Regions from separate parts of the Homo sapiens genome. Here region 1 is linked to region 2. The links are chromatin loops, found by intact Hi-C in ENCODE. Cell type or tissue: ascending aorta. All regions are shown on one strand. Links, peaks and the distances in the headings refer to the core of each region. The heading gives the core; the rest is flanking DNA. Region 1 has its middle 300 kb from the start of DELEC1. Region 2 overlaps DELEC1 (deleted in esophageal cancer 1).

Region 1 (8,375 bases), core at 1,292-6,291, 290 kb before region 2:
GCAGACGGGGCAACAATCCCAGAAAAAACAGACACAAGATAGAATTCAGGTCTCTATCTCCAGCATGAATCTCTTTGCATTCTCTGTTCTGTCTTCTAAAGGGGTCTTTCAGCCTCACTCAAACATAACCTAGAGGAATATAAACTTGCACCTTTAGCTTCTGAGAAAGGGGACAGCCCTGGGATTAATTAAAATCCTACACACTGATTAAAACACTCTAGCACCTCAGGATCAGTTATGAAAGCTTTTCATCATGCAACCTCAGTAAAAAAAAAAAAAAACTCAGTAAACAGCTCCCATTTCCAACCTGTATTTTGAGAACAAAAGATATCTGTCAGGAGGGAGGAAGGATGGGGGCTGGCCACGAGGATTGTTTTTCTGTGGCTGCAGTAGAAAATAGTCTGGTTTGAATTGTTGTAAAGTAGAAAAACAAATGGCATGTAGCTGTGCATTTTAACTCACAATATCAGTTTGAAAAAAAAAAAAAGTTGTTTTCTCCCATGACTCAATGGAGCGTTGCATTTGGCAGCTGGACCCCATTACTGGCATCCCCACAAAGGAAATGTCAGATCAGGCATTATTTACAATCTCAAGTTTACTTTTTCACTGAAGCCTTTCATGGCCCTGTCCACATTTCAAGTGACGGGGCTTCAAACCAAAGTCATTTACACTCCATCTCATCACATGCAAACTTTCACTTCTTAACATCTTTAATACCAGAGCCGATAAGTCTTCTCAACCAAAATTGTACTTAGAGAACTGAGGGTTCTGTTAATGTATTCCCTGGCAATGAACAATGTGCATGGGCTAATATTATTTATTCAATGTTATTATAAATGTTTGAAAAACAAACAGGAGTTATTGCAAACTGGTTCCAGCCACATAACTGGCGCCAGATGATTTTAAGCAAGTTAGAAGGATACATACACATTACATGCCATGGAACTCCTGTGTCTGCACGGGAGACCATCTGAACTTGCTAAGTCTGAAAGTTTCCATTGCTTTGTTTTTATCTAAGTTTGACCACTTTGAACAATGAGACATATTTGCCAGCTTTTAATAGAAGAGCTAAGATACATAAGGCTGTGTCTTTATGAGAATGTCAGAATCAGATTTTCTTGAATGTCACTCCTTTCTTCAAGCTATTCTAAATTTCACTTAGCCCATATAACATGCAGAAAAACATAACTATGTAACTAGAAACACCTAAGTTCAAGTCCTTACTTATAGCAGTGGTTTATATTTAGGCAGGTTACCTTAACCTCTTTCAGCTATTTCCTTGGTTGTAAAATGAAGATAAGGATGTCTATTTTGGGGAATTGTTGTGAAGATGATGAGATTGTATTTGCTAACTTCTGGTTTTACAGAGGATTATAGAGGATACTCAGTAATATCCAGTCTCTTTCTATACAAATTACCCTAACGGAAACTCTGTCGGAGACATTTTGTATATAATTTTCCTTTTATCACATTTGTTTGTGTACATTATTTAGGTAGTACACTATGTGCCTCTTCAAGACAAGTGGTTCCTTTTGGTAAATGATGTAGTAGATATAAATGTGGTTCTTTCTTGCTTCAAACACAATGACTTGCATATTGTAGAAACTCAACTAATGGTAGTCAGTAATTGAAGCAATTGAGCCATCCCATTCTCTCCTTTCATTATCTTAAATAAAACATACTAGATATTTCCTGGTTCTTTTCCACAGTCTTGGATTCTCTGCTGGTTCTGTAGAAAGTACTCAATAGATCTCAGTAAATCTTTTTGTGTGTGATTTTTTTTGTTTTTTGTTTTTTTGTTTTTGTTTGTTTGTTTGTTTTTGAGATGGAGTTTTGCTCTTGCTCTTGTTGCCCAGGCTGGAGTGCAATGGCGTGATCTCGGCTCACTGCAACCTCCACCAAGCGATTCTCCTGCATCAGCCCCCCGAGTAGCTGGGATTACAGGCATACGCCACCATGCCCGGCTAATTTTGTATTTTTAGTAGAGACAGGGTTTCTCCACGTTGGTCAGGCTGGTCTCAAACTCCTCACCTCAGGTTATCTGCCCGCCTTGGCCTCCCAAAGTGCTGGGATTACAGGCGTGAGCCATCGCGCCCGACCTAAATCACTTTATTTAATGAACTGTTGGAAAATCCCTGGGAAGCCACAAAGCTAGTCATGCTCAAGTACTGTATCTTTGAGAACCACTTGGACATATCACTTTAATTTCTCCTGGCTACATATGTACCCATTTTGTGTTGCGTTAATTTTATAGGTTGGCAGACAGGCCAAAAGACACACTCAGAGCCACAAGAAAACCATCTTCATATGGCCTGCCATGCTCTTCATGACTATTCTTCCTATGGCCTCACTTCCCACCAAAGCTCACTCCACCTGCCCTGTATTCCAGCCGTATTGCTGTCATCTGCATCTATGACCTAGGAATTCCAGTTGCTGCAGTGTCCTTGCTCTCATGCTTTGTTGGCCAAACTGCCCTACTGCTCCTGCAAAACACAACATAAATTGCACTTGTTTTGTGAAATAATCTTGCAAATTTCTAGGCAGAATTAGACGGCTCCTCTCTCCACTCATTATGGTCCCCACATCAAACTTCACAGCACTTGTCCCGTAGCTTCATAACCTGATCTTTGTTTAAATTGTGAGATCCTTAGGGCCTAGCAGTGATTGCCATGTAGAAGATGCTTGGTAAGGATTTTCCAAATTTAGTGAAGAAGCATAGGAAGGTGTCTATGAAGAGGAGGAAAGAGAAATTGGCTCAATAAGAAAAATAACTTGTAAGCAAAAGACATATTTAAAGACAAAATAATTTCCCAAATGCCTTTATTCTATACATCGCTTCTTTGCTAGTGGGAAATAATGATATAAATATATACTATTTACCAGAAGATAAACTCCATGCATAAGAAAAAAAATTCTTCAACTTTACTGACTAGCAAATTTTATATTTTGAAATCTAAATCTCCTTTTTCCAGAAAAGCTTTCCAGTCTGCTTGTAAATATTTTAACCATAGAAGAGTAAAAATCAGAGAGCCAAAAAAAAATTATGCAAAGGTATCTATCAGAAAAAAAAGAGACAGTTTGTGTCTGCAATTTGCTTTTACTTCTGTACATGTTTCAAGAAAATCTCAAAACCACCCAAAGAGATCCCAAATCTCAGATTTAGTCCACATTTCCTAATTGTTCAATCATATTGTAATTCCCCAGTTCCTAGTGCTAGTAATTGTCTAATGGTCTGAGGAAACACACACACACAAGCGCACACACACACACACACACACATACACACAGTCTTTTTCTTGAATCATCTTCGGCTTAGAGCACAGTAGCCATGAGGGTAACACTTTTTTCCTGTCTGACATTTCAGTTCTGAACTTTAGACATCTGATTGCAGTTGGATTAAGTTTAAACATGATGTCAGGTTTTCCACTACTTCATGAGCAAAACATGTTTCTCCTGAGTTTAAATAAGTCTAATTGTGCTTACTCTTGTGTTAATTTGGGAAATCCCTAGATTCTTTTGGAGGGAGGCAAATAGCAGTGTCCTACCATACATGATAAGGGGAGGGGAGCACTGAGTGATATGTGTCAGCCAGCAGCCACGCTGCTTCATAAGTAAACTAAGATACGCTTGGGTAGGAAAAGCTGAACTGGAGATTTTATGAATGCTACAGAGAGCATTTCTGGTGGAAGTATGAAAGGATGGTCATTTCAGTAGACCCTGTATTCTTAGTGCTTAAAACGTTGCATATAGTAATTGCTCAATAAATATGTGTTGAATAAAATAAATGGATAAGTGATACTGCCTTGCCATATAAAGATTAGTATATATGGATGGCAGGAACTTCAAGAAAAGAAAATCTTTGCAGAGTGATGCAAACTCTTCTTTACTTTTTTTCATCAACAATGTTTTTGAGGAGTACAAAGATGAACTATATTTCTTCTCCCATAGCAGGAAACAACCTCAGGACTGCTGAAAAGGACTTAGTCCAAATATCATTATCCTCATCACCCTTTTGTCTCTGTCCTCATAAACACAGCCATCACCACACCAGCCACAATAAATAGCTCTGTGACCTTGGGCAACTTCATTAAAATCACTGAACCTTAGTTTTATTTCTGTACGTGAAAAGATAGGGTTTGTCCTCTCTTAGCACCATTTATTCCTCCACATCTTCTCTCTAGTTGTGGAAATTTTTTAAGTTAATAAAATATCAGTGTTCTACTATGAGAGGTTATTAATACAGCATTATAAAGTTTAATTTATTTTGTTGGTGAAGCAGTCTAAAGAAGTGAGAATCCAGACTACAGTTGACTAGACAGACTGAAAACAAATTGTAGTGATAAAATTTTTTGAGATTCCAGATAAGAAAAGATAAGAAGAATAAAGAGAAAATACAAAGAAAGTGTGATTTCTGAATGTTCAATTCAGCTTGATTTCTAAAGGAAACAAAGGAAATAAAGATGAACTATGGGGAAGATTGAATAACTATGGCATATTGAGTTACTTTTGATTGGTCATAAATAACATGGGATTCTTCCCATTACAGAGCAATCCAGATGTTTCCTGGAAGCATAAGGGAAGAGTTTTATACAAAATGGAGAAAAGAGTACAAACTTTCTGTGGTAGAAATTACTAACACTGACCACAGCTAGTCTTCTCCTTCCTAAGATTGTGAGAAGACTTTCCAGATTTCCTCACAGCTAGGCTGAGGTCATGTGACTATTTCTGGCCAATGGGCTGTAATAAGTGTCACTTTTAATAACAGAACTTGAGAAGCAAGAGTTAGTTCTCTATACTTTCTCTTCCCCTGACACAACAATCAAGAAAACCATTTGTTGAGATGGCAGAGCCACAAAACAGAAGCACTCTGTATCCCTGCATTGCCACATGAAAAGCTGTCTTGAAGAGTTACCTCCCTCCCATTAGACATGGCACTAGAGAGTAATAAACTTGTGTTGCTTATAGCCACAGAGATTTAGGAGTATATTTACCACTGCATCACAGCTTCAGCTGTCCTAACTGGTTCACTTAACTCATTGCTGGAAAGATTAAATGAGAAAGTATTTGTCAAATTTTCTGGAAATGGTAAAGTACGCTAAATGCTACTTGCTAATAACTTTGATGAAAGCCTTTCTGGTGGCAAAGTTTTTATTACCAAATATGTCTATATACAAGTGCTAAATAAAGTCTTTCAGACAATACTTGGTGCAGCTTTTCATCACGAGACTGTGTAACATTTAGGATCAAAATATTTATGATGGCAGGACAAGAAAGAGAACACATTTTGGAACCCAACAGATTTGCACACAAATCTCATCTCTGTTATTTACCGGTTTGTGACCTTCATATTTTTTTATCTATAAAACATAATATAGAAAGTGTGAGAGTATAGAGAAATGCCTTGATTGTATTAATGTGAGGATAACATTAAAATGTGAGTGACTAATAAATTCCAAGGGCTTATACATAAATCAAAGTACTAACAGAGGGTAATATCCAATTAACATTAAATATTTTCTGATTACTGTAAGAGTGAAAGATAAAAATAAATAGTTGGCCAGTATATTAGATCTTTGTATAATCTTATACTATAGAAAACAATGATGTAAAGAAAAAGTGAGAAACAATATGTAGAAGGTTCTGGTTTTAATCCACCTTAAGAGAAAATTTGAACAAAGGTAGCTGTCTTCCCATTCATGTTCCATTGGCCAATTCCCATGTTGACATTACCTAGTTAAGAACTACAAACTCTAAAGATTGAATTATATTTGGGCGATTAAAACTAGCCTAGCGGAGTGATGTGAATAAAGATTGTCCTCTCGAGCCAAGAGTTGCTGTCATCAATTATAAACAGACGTAAACCCAGGATGGAGTAGATCTTTGCAGAAAATATTTATGTCGGTTACTATGCACTTGGGTTTTGTGGGATACGTCTATTTTTCCAACAGTTAATGACATGGTATTTAATGTGCCCAGGTTAGCTCTCAACTATTTGCTCTTTCCTTTTTACTTTTCTTGCTTTTTTCTTTTCTCTTTTTCTTCATCCCTTTTCCTTTCCCTTCTTCTTTCCTTCCATATAATGACCAGCTTCCATATATTTGGCCTACCTTGCCCCAGGTTTGAATACACAAAATGACTAATACTCAACTACTCAGTTGTTTGATTTTACTATTCCTGGTTCATATCCAATTCTAGCCCTGGATTCCAAAGGTAATTTTTAATTTTTTTTCAGCTGATATTCTAGAAGTAATGAATAGAAAATCTTGGAAGCTGAGACTTATTTTGTGTAATCCAGGCCACAGGATTGACAGAGCTAAAACTAATCCAAACTCAGGATTCCAGTGACCCTATTTCCAATCACAATTAGCCACACCTAGATCTCCAAAAGGATAAAACATGTTTTAAAACTATCAATTTAGACCAATTTAAGAAGCACCCATTTCTTGATCCATCTCCCCAACTAAAGTCATCTCTGTCAATTCAATGAGCTCAGAATCCTTCAACTTTATGCCTTTTCCAAGCTAAGAAGAAACTCCCCTATGATATTTTTAGTACTCTATATCTTAGTATGGTTTAGTTTATGATAATCCCATGAAACTTCTTGGATGTTAGGGAAGAGAAAGCCACAAATACTAAATATTTAAGGAGAAATACCAAAATCAAACTTTACAGCTTTTGCCTAGGAGTTACTCAACATGTGTGAGAGCCATATTCATATTATTTCTTATTTATTTATCAAATTTTTCTCCTATCAAAAGTGAAAATAACTATCCTAGGCCTAAGTATTGAGGTAAAATGGTTACAAATTTCTGGGACCCTACAGCTAGGAAGGCAATCTGTCTTCAGTAATTTAACACAGAAATAAAGCAGAATAACATGCTTGCATCAATAGACATACATGCAACATTTTCAGGGAGTGGGGACACTGATTTTAATGGAAAAAGGTGAAAATGGGAAAAGCTTCCTGGAGAAAATGACCTTTAAATTGAGTCTTTTAGCGTTAATAGCAAGAAAAAGGAATTGCGAGGCTGGGGGAATGTCATATCTAAAAAATCATTCAGCATTTTAAAACTATTTCTTGTGCTCTTTGATGAACCCAAAGATATAACAAAAAAGATGTAGTTTATTACTAAAGAGGTTTACTGCCTCAAACAAGCCATTACAGAAACATTAATTAAATACAAAGTAGCTGGAAATGAACAAAAATAGAGTCAGCATATTTAGCTCTAGGCAAACGGCCCATCCAGTTCACTTTCTATAGATAATGCTTCTTGAATTAATTTTTTGTTTTGTTTTTCAATGAAGGCAAATGCAGCCTGCAAGGGGGAAGCCAATCTTGTTCAGATCTGCTTTTCCTCTCTACACTCTTCCCACTTTATGCTTGGGCCATTGCAGCAACCCCTTCCACCTTATCTACACTGAGTTTTCTAGACCTTCTTTTGCCAGAAGCTATCTATTTCCATGGTTTGGTCTTGTCTGCAAAACTATGCTCTTTGGAGCCCCAGATCAGGCTTCTGTCCCTTAGGTACTGTGTCTTATGTTACTTAGGTACTGCGTCTTACTGAATAGGGGATCTAGATTTTGTGAGTTTTGGTTCAGTCCCTTGGAACACCCATTGCCCTGTGACATCGGCAAAGTCACATCTCTCTGAACTTTAGTTTCCCCACCTGTAAAGTAAAAATGGCTTGTACTTCAGGGCAAAGGTAGTTGCTTCTTTCCCCTGTGTGTATGTGGGGTGTGTGTGTGTGTGTGTGTGTGTTTATGTGTGTGTGTGTGCGCGTGTGTGTGTGTGTGTGTGATCTGTGGAGGAAAAGTAGTTTCTCTGGAAATCAGAAAACCCAAAGTCTATCCCATTTAGTTTTGAAAAAATCATGTTATGCCTTGTAATGGCTGACTCTTCTACTTAAGGGGACACGCATGAGGATTAAATGTAAAACTGAACAACAGCATAATCAAATAAGCCACTTTGGTGAGGGGAGAAGGGTAGAAGCAGGTCAACTGATTGCTTGATTGAATGACTGATTATTTGACTCAATTGACTAAACTAATTAGAACCATCCATCTAGTAGCCAAGGGTGGGTGCACATATCAAAACAATCTCTAAAAAGACTTGGGAACATCTGCTCATTTGGACGAATGTAGACAAAATATGGTTGGCTAAATGCTTTGATATCTTCTAATCCTAGTTGAAGCACTTAAAAAAAAACATAGTTAATGAAATACATGGCTTTATTAAGCCTTGGAAAGTTGACAAAATTGTATCTACATATTTATTCAAAATATTTTATGTCCCTTCTAATGATTCAAATACAAACTCAGTCATCTGTGTTTTGTTTGGTTTTGTTTTTTTACATGAAAGGAAAGGGATCATGGCA
Region 2 (8,375 bases), core at 1,541-6,540:
TGTCTCTATATGGAATAAGGAGTAAGTTCCCTTCCACATCAACTATTAAGTTTTAGCAGAATGTAGTCATGCAGTACTTACTGATTTATTGGCAAAAGTAAAGAAAAACAATGCTATTATAATTGTGCTTCCTTAAGTGTAGGAATTCATAATTCACTAGGATACTAGTAGTATAATTCCTAAGAGAAGTTATACCACTCTTCCAATCAAAAATAAGGTTTCGTAATTTTCAATGTATTAACCAACAATGAAATAGTATAAGGAACAGTTGGACAAGGACAATAATTCTTATAATTATTAGCTTTCAAATTACAGAAGTGTTGAATTAGATAGTACCCTGGACTTTGCACACATGCTCTGATTTAAACAATTCGCAATCTTCACTAAAGAAAGTCAGTGGGTTTATCTTCTGATATGCTGGGTGCTGGCAAAAGTCATTGCACTAGAAGCTATAAACTGGGATTATTGTCCACATTGGCTATTTTTTCAGTTGGATTGCCTTGGGCATGTCACATTTCTTCTCTGACCTTCTTTCTTCGTATGTCAATTTCAGATGATAATACCTGTAGACAACTGAAAGGTCTGTGCCCCCTTACCTTTGTCTGTACGGCCTTGAGCGCTTTATATTTTTGCAAGCTGTAAGTTCATTTGGTGCCTGTTGATTGAGAGCCCTTAAAATCAAGCAACTCTTCTCACCTAGTAAAGCAGAAATATGTCTATATATATAGATATATGTATATATATATGCATATATATATATATCACTAGCATTCCACTTTTCTAAGCATCCATACATACGTATATGGATACACAGCCAGCAGTGAAATGCTGGCTGTCAACTTGGCCTTCTTTTCAGCCTAAATTGATTTGATTAAAGGAGAATGTAAGAGTCCCTCATATCCCCAGGTTTAGAAAAGAGTTCTTTACGTGAAACTGGCAGCTGGAAGGAGTTTAAACATTCCTCCAGCTTTAGAATTCCTGTAAGATTGAAAAAGCTATATCAAGTCAAAATATGTCATCATCAAATATTCAAGAGGAATAATTTCAATTGTGCAATTACTAAGAGAGCACGGTTTCTCTGCCTTCTTAAGGAAATATCTAGTAGGAAGACTTGAAAACAGATAAAGAGGAAGCAGTAAGTGAGACTGAAATAGAAATAAGGAGGTACAACAAGGGTCACATTAAAACCCACTTATCAGATGAGAGTGTGAGTTGTCTGGGACCTAGCAGCCCATGCCCATAGCCTGCCAGCTATCCAATACAGGCAGAGCATAGAGATTCAGAAGCTATTCAAGTCAAAGCCCAGGCCTGAATGAGGGCACGATGGCAAGCAAGGGTGGTGCTAGACAAAGAAGAATACCAAAAACCCAACCCACAAGAAGCCAAAAATTTAAGGGACAGAGAAGGAATAGACAGAGTGGTTCAAGCAGAGGAACAGTGCAAATAGATGTCAAAGGAGACTTGCGCTCCAGCCAGGACTAATTAACATTATCTAGTTCAGTGAAGAGGTCTGGTAAAAGAAGAAACAGAAAGATGGCCACTGGGTTCAGTAATATGAACACTGGGTTGACCTCAGTGGGAACAGACTCAGGAAAGGAGGGTGGAGGGAGAAGGCTAATGAAAATGAATTGACAAGTGACTATGAGAGGAGGACAGGCAGTGAGTATAGACTCTGCACAGATGAGCTTAACAGAGGCTGACACACAGTATGTGATCAAAAACATGGGAATAAAGAAGAAAGAAAGGGATAAAAGAAAAGCAGAGAAATGTATACTCCAGCGTAAGAAGAAAATGCCATGAGGGGCATGGCAGAAGGATGAAGAGGCTAAGGTTTCTATGGGACTCTTTTAGGTAAATTGATAGTTATGTATTATTCAAAGACATGTATCCACGAATTAAATTACAAGCCTGAAGAAAACAACAAAGAGAAAGGTCTCTTCTCCCTCTGGACAGATTATTTGCATCTTTGGCACATTTTCTATTCAGTCTAAATATTTATGGAGACAGTTTTACTTGGAGTTGCACCATCTCCATCAAGGGATGTTAGCAACATGACAAAGAAACAGAGAAAGAGATGATGAATGTAGGGTGTGTGATGGGGTGGGTGGGAGTGCTGGGGCCAGGAGAGCTCGCTGCATTTCCCAAAAAGATGCTTTGAGGGAATCTGGCCTTGTGGATAGGAACGCATTAATTGTAATCCATGGCAACATCTCAAGATGCATGATCAGAGTGATTCATTTGCTATTAGCTTTTTCTTTCTCTATGCATGATGCCATAGTATTGCCAGCAATGCTGACCAGGAGGGAAATTATTGACAAGACCTACTCACCTGTGACTTGCACAACATCTGCAATCTGGTCATTGTCTATGTCTGTATCTCCATCTCCTCCTGCAGTAACCTCAATAACTCTCCTCCATCCCTACTGGCTTTTGCTCTTTTTCTTTCTTTGTTTCTTTTTTTCTTTCTTTCTTTCTTTGTTTCTTTCTTTTTTTGATGGAGTCTCGCTCTGTCACCCAGGCTGGACTGGAGTGCAGTGGCGCTATCTCGGCTCACTGCAAGCTCTGCCTCCGGGGTTCACACCATTCTGCCACAGCCTCCCAAGTAGCTGGGACTACAGACGCCTGGCTTTTGCTCTTTTTCAAATACATCAAGCTGGTTCCTGACTTAAGACATTGGTCCTGGTTTTTACTCTGCCTGGGAAGCAGATATTTGCAAGGTTCTTCCCTGTCACTTGCTTTAGTTCTTTGATCAAAAGACTTCCCCTTGAAGAGGCCTTCCCTGGCCACCCTTGTAAAAATAAATCTTCAACCCAATATTAGTCTGTAGACCTTTGCCTTGTTATGGGCCTGTCACTGCTGCAAACTTGAGTAATATTTTGTTTAGTTACACTTGTTGCATTTCTCCCATGAAGGTGAGGAATATTTTTGCTTTCTTAGTGCTGCATCCCTTAATAACTGGAAGAGTATCTGACACAGAAGAGGTGTCTGCTAAATATTTGTTGTAGGAATGAAATAATGAGTCACTTTAATCAATTAATCCTCCAGGAAGACAGGAAGACTCCTCTAATTTCCCAGGTTGGGGTAGGTCTTCTCATATTCACTTCTATATCCCCCCAGCTATATATTACATATGATTGTGTAATAATGTATGAAAACAAGCTGTTCTCATATCTGACTCTCCAAACTGCTCCTAAGTTCCTGAAGCTCATGAACCAGGACTGATTTATCTTTGCATCTCCAGTGTCTCCCACAGCAGTATTGTTCACTGAAATGAAGGTGAAAGGCTTTATAGACCAAATGATAATAATCAATGAAAAAAGGAGCTGTGGGACAAAAAAGGACTCGAGACTTAGCAATGGCTTACCTTGAAGAAAGAGAGATGGTTCTGCCATACATTACATTATTTTTAACCAACTAGCAAAATACATTAAATATCCATGTGAAGTGACGGGCCTTGTCAGAATAAGCATCCTGAACTGAGAGTCAGGCACCATCTATTCTGGCCCTAGCCTTTGTGTGAGTCTGAGCAAGGCCCTTCCCTTCTCTGAGCCCATTCTCATCTGTACCATGAGAAGATTAGACCATGGGATGCCTAAAGGTCCTTCCAATCCTGTGTTCCAGGATTCTATATACCTAGGACAGTGAATGGTGCAATGGAGGAAAAAAAATGTGTACAGTGTGTAACCTTGCTCTCACAAAAGCCAACCATGCAGGATTTGGAGTCAGAAACACATGGGTCTAAACCCAGAGTCTGAAACTTAACAAACTTTGTGAACTCAGACAAATTTCTCAATCTACTTAAGCCTCCATGAAATGGAAATAGTAATTCCTAACTACACATTCAATAAATAACAACTTGCTCTGCACTTCTTTCCCATACATCTCATGGCTGGCTGTTTTAGCCATGTTGACTCGAGAACGAGAAGGTTCTTTTATTAACAACATCCTAGCAGTTTGGATAGCTCAAGCGCTGCTGCACCTCCAGCTGACTCCAACACTGGAGTAGACAGCCTCCCTCACAAGGCTAAAGTTTTCCAGTCACTCTCTTTTGGGGCCTCTGAGCAGACTCTATTTGTGTTACCCAGGAAGTTTCTTGAGCCATTTCTTTTGCTAGAATTCCACGGTAAACATTCTTACAGATGACTTACTGCCTGTCACAACATTCTACTGCTCTCTTTCCAGAAAGAATTCCTGCAGAATGAGGTCAGTCGCTTACTAACCGTGACTTCTATTTCTTTCACCCCTTTTGGTCTTGCCATTAAGATGCTGAGTGACTGACTCTGGCTACCTTAATGGGTCACTTCCAACAGCTGTGGGAGCAAAATGTTCCAACAGTTCAAGACAGAGCCCAGAGGATCCACAAGATGAAGAACAGACTCCAAATACAATCAGAGGGCCAATGGGGAAATTCCAAGTTTGTAGATCCAGTAACCATGGAGGGGAACTAAGAAGTTCTTAGATATGTTTCTAAAAGATTTGGAAATGTATAGAGTGCAAAGATGCTTGCCTTCTTATAAACATTCTTATTCATCAATGGCCCCGCGATGCAGGAATGTTGTTTCTTTTTTCTATGCTTCCAAAGTGCTGGAGGCCCTTAAAGGAATTGTGATAAGGACATTATAGAATATACAACTCCTACTGGAAAGGGCGGCAGCAGCTCCCTCTCCCCAGCTATGGGGGAGCACAAACCAGGGGCCTTCAGGTAAACACCTCTCACTATTTCCCTCAAGAGGAAAATGGGTGTCTCCTTTGACCTCAGAGTGAGTGCACAGGAATATGCTCCTTCTCATAATCTCATATTGCTGAATTATGAATACATTTGCTACATCACTTTATCTTTCATGTCATATAGCTCATGCTTGACACATAATGTTGCAGAAGTGATGGCTTTTAGTTTGAACTAAAGACTATTGGCCAACCCTGATTTAGGAAACCGTTCCTATTCCCATCTCTAGTAGATAATAATTTCTCTGTGGTTGCTTACTAAACTAACACTTCAAAAAGGCAACAGAGGAACTATATTGCAATCAATCTATCGTCTACTCAGTTATTCAACAGACCTTTACAGAGCCTCTAGGAGAAGCAAAGGCTCTTACACTGTACTACTTGAATTTCAACCCCAGCCACTAACCTCTCTGATTCTCAGCTTCCTAAATCATGAAATGGTAATAATAACAGAATCTATCTCCTAGGGTTGTTAGTAGGATTAAGAGTCATGTCAACTTTACTACATGTAATAAAGTGCCTGACATTGTCTGTGCTGTGATGTTCAGTGGGTTAGGTGTATTAAATGCATTTTTGACTTATGATAGGTTTAACTTATGATGGGTTTATTGGGATGTAATCCCACCATAAGTCGAGGAGCAGCTGTACTCAGTTCTCTAGTATGATAGAACATGGGATCCTTGAGGATGGAATTTTATGTGATTTACTATTATGTTCTTTGTGCCCAGCACAATTACCAACACAGGGTAAATACTTAATTAGTATTTTTCAAATGATGGCATGAATGAACAAACAATAAATATAGAGTAAAATGCTTGAGAGGAACTCCTTTATTTAAGGTGGTGTTTTTATTTCAGAGGGATGATTTTATTCACAAATATTGTGGGGACAAACTCTTTGGGGTTGATTTTGTCCGAAACAATCTATAGGGCTTTTTACATAAAGAATTTCCCCATGATTTTCAGTTACATGGATCCAGACTGGGGACACATGTTTGGTATTTTATAAATGGGAGGAAAAAAAAAAGAAAAATTCCAGAGAAGCATCAAGCTGAGCCCAAGTGATAAGAGAAATACCTAAAGAAGGAACAACATTGAAAGAAATTTTTTGAAAATATTCAAAGTATATAAATCATTCTGAAACCATGGTGTCCTGGTAAGAAACACAGAATAGAAAAAAAAATTATTTTCTTCTGTGCTAATATTTCATCATAACTGGCAGCTCAAAACCCTTGAGAGCCTGGAGTTTGAAGATCTTTGAGATGGGAGCTGGAAGGACTGATCTCAGAGCACTACCTTGGAGCCAGTTCTCGGGAAAACCACAGCACACTGTGTGGCTTTCTGGAACCCTTGTGGAGACCTCTCATTATAGTACAGTTTCAAGGAGGAGACAGGGCTCCCTCAGGGGGCTGACTGACAAGAGAAACAGTTAAAGGATAAAGTCATACTAGGCATGGCGCCAAAACCCAAGTAGTCCTTGGGGTCTATCAACCAGGCTGTCAGGAGCCTGCCACTCAGTCATTCCTGCAGCACCCTTCATGCCTATGACTTTACTTAGGCAACTGAGACCCCAGTCTCTGCCTAACACTATGTGACATGATGGGTAGCAAGAGATGTAAATCTGAATGCTGGTTCCGTCACTATGCGTGGCTTACCTTAGCTGAACTTCAAAATTCTTGTCTGGGAATTTAAAAAGAAAGAAGGGAAAAAAAGGAGAAAGGAAGGAAAGAAAGGAGAAAAGAAAAAAGAGGAGAGAGGGAGGGAGAAACAAAGAAAAAGAAAGAAAAGAAATAAGGGTAAGTGAAGGGAAAGGGGGAAGGGGGTAGAGGAAAGGGAAGGGAAGAGAAGGGGAGGGAAGGGGAGGAAAAGGAGAAGGGGAGGGGAGGGGAGAAGGGAGGGGAAAAGGGAAGGGAAAGGAGAAGGGGAGGGGAGTGGAGGGGAGAAGGGAAGGGAAGGGGAGAAGGGAAGGGGAGGGGAGGAGAGGAGAGGAGAGAGGAGAAGGTGGAAGGGAAGGGAAGGGAAGGGGGAAGGGAGAGGAAGGGAAGGGAAGGGAAGAGAAGAGAGGGGAAGGGTAGAAAAGGGAAGGGGAGGGGAGGGGAGGGAAGGGAAAGGGAGGGAAAGGGAGGGAAGGAGAGGGAAAGGGAGGGGAGGGGAGGGGAGGGTGAGAAGGAGAAAGAGGGAAGAGAAGAGAAGAGAAGGGGGACAGGAAGGGAAGAGAAGGGAAGGGGGAAGGGAAGGACAAAGGGAATGAAAGGGGAGGGAAAGAGGAAGGGAAGGGGAGAGAAGGGGGAAGGGAAGGGAAGGGCAAGACAATAAAAGAGGAAAGAAAGGAAATTATTATAATGATTAAGTGGAATCATAAATTTAAAGCATGGTTCCTAGCACACAGCATAACTTTGTTAAATATTAGTGCCCTTGCCTACATTCACTCATTGTCCGCATAAGGGTCTTTCAGAATCCCCTTGTTACTTAGCTCAAAATCGGTGCTACATGCATATAAATTCACCCTACTGCTTGTCCCCAGATGAATAAGATTTAATTAACACTTAACATTTTGGTACTTGCTCACTTTGGTGGGAGTATGGAGGAGTTTCTCTTCCTGTTGAACACACCATGCTCACCTGGAAATGTCCTTGATGACAACTTCCCTCATTGATTGCAAAATATTTTAATACTTTTGAGCTTAAGCTTAGATAAACTGGAATCCCAGTGTTCTAAAAGATAGGTTTGGGATCAGTCAGGTCTAAATGAAATCTCAGTTTTACCAATTACCAGTTGTGTGGTTCTGGAAGCATTACTTAATCTCTGAGACCCAATTTCGTTAGCTATAAATAAAGATAATATATATACCCCACAGAGTTAAAATATTAAATATCATCATGTACATTAAATTGTCCAACACAGGTGCTCATGAAATTCATTCATCCATTCAATAAATAGGTATCAAGCACCTCCAATGTATAAGGAGGTATTCTAGGAACTGATGATGCAGTTTTAAACTAAACAATATTTCTGCCTTCGTGGAGCCATTTCTTTCAGTTAAAAAAATGCTATGAAGCAAAAGAATGCAGAATAATAGGATGGACAGCAATAGTAATGGTGTTGCTAGAAATAAACACTAGATCCTTTTTCCCTGTGTTCACACAGTTCTCCTCTTTTTGAATCCCAAACTCTCCTGCCCACTGACCACAGGTCTCCAGGGAGGATGAATAAAGGGTTAGATTCTGTTGAATTGAGTCATCTGACATCATTTAAATAAAGTTGTGGACACCAATAGAAGAGTACATGGTCATCAACAGGACGGATAGAGTTGGGTGTCGCTTTGGAGACCCTTGGAGATGCACAGCTATGCTCGGTCTCCAGGCTTGTCATAGTTGAAACTACAGAGGCGATTCTTGGAGAAGGACATTTCCCCCCAAAGAGGCAGTCCTCAATAATGCCATCTTTGTTGCAGCAGAACATCGGCAACCTTGTTCTGAGCTGAGTCCAAGTTGAGGGGAAAGAGGGGAACAGCCAGCTGTGAAAAGATCAATTTGTTTCCAATCCATTCTTTCTTATGGTTAGAGAGGCTGGCTCCCCACACTGGCTGGGTCTGTCAGGGACAGATGCCAAGTAGGGCACAGACTGAAGAAACACCCCCTGTTCCCACTG

Evidence for each region. A loop is a pair of places that touch in the nucleus more often than their neighbours do. Peaks named below come from ENCODE experiments on the same cell type or tissue, not always from the same donor. Only the 100,000 strongest peaks of a DNase experiment are listed, where the experiment ranks them.
Region 1: a loop joins it to region 2, with 2.8 times the contacts of the local background. A loop is called at or near these places in 1 of 110 quality-filtered maps.

Annotation. Positions count from the first base shown.
Region 1 is chr9:115,437,308-115,445,682 of GRCh38, reverse strand. No RefSeq gene overlaps it. Among named protein-coding and RNA genes, the nearest start is that of DELEC1, 300 kb to the right of the region's middle. In ascending aorta, for the core only: no CTCF peak of the experiment used is centred there; no DNase peak of the experiment used is centred there; H3K27ac peaks cover 3,439 bases.
Region 2 is chr9:115,142,609-115,150,983 of GRCh38, reverse strand. All of the region lies in intron 1 of DELEC1 (deleted in esophageal cancer 1), which reads right to left. Among named protein-coding and RNA genes, the nearest start is that of DELEC1, 5.0 kb to the right of the region's middle. In ascending aorta, for the core only: no CTCF peak of the experiment used is centred there; DNase peaks (open chromatin) are centred at 4,013 and 4,263; H3K27ac peaks cover 2,005 bases.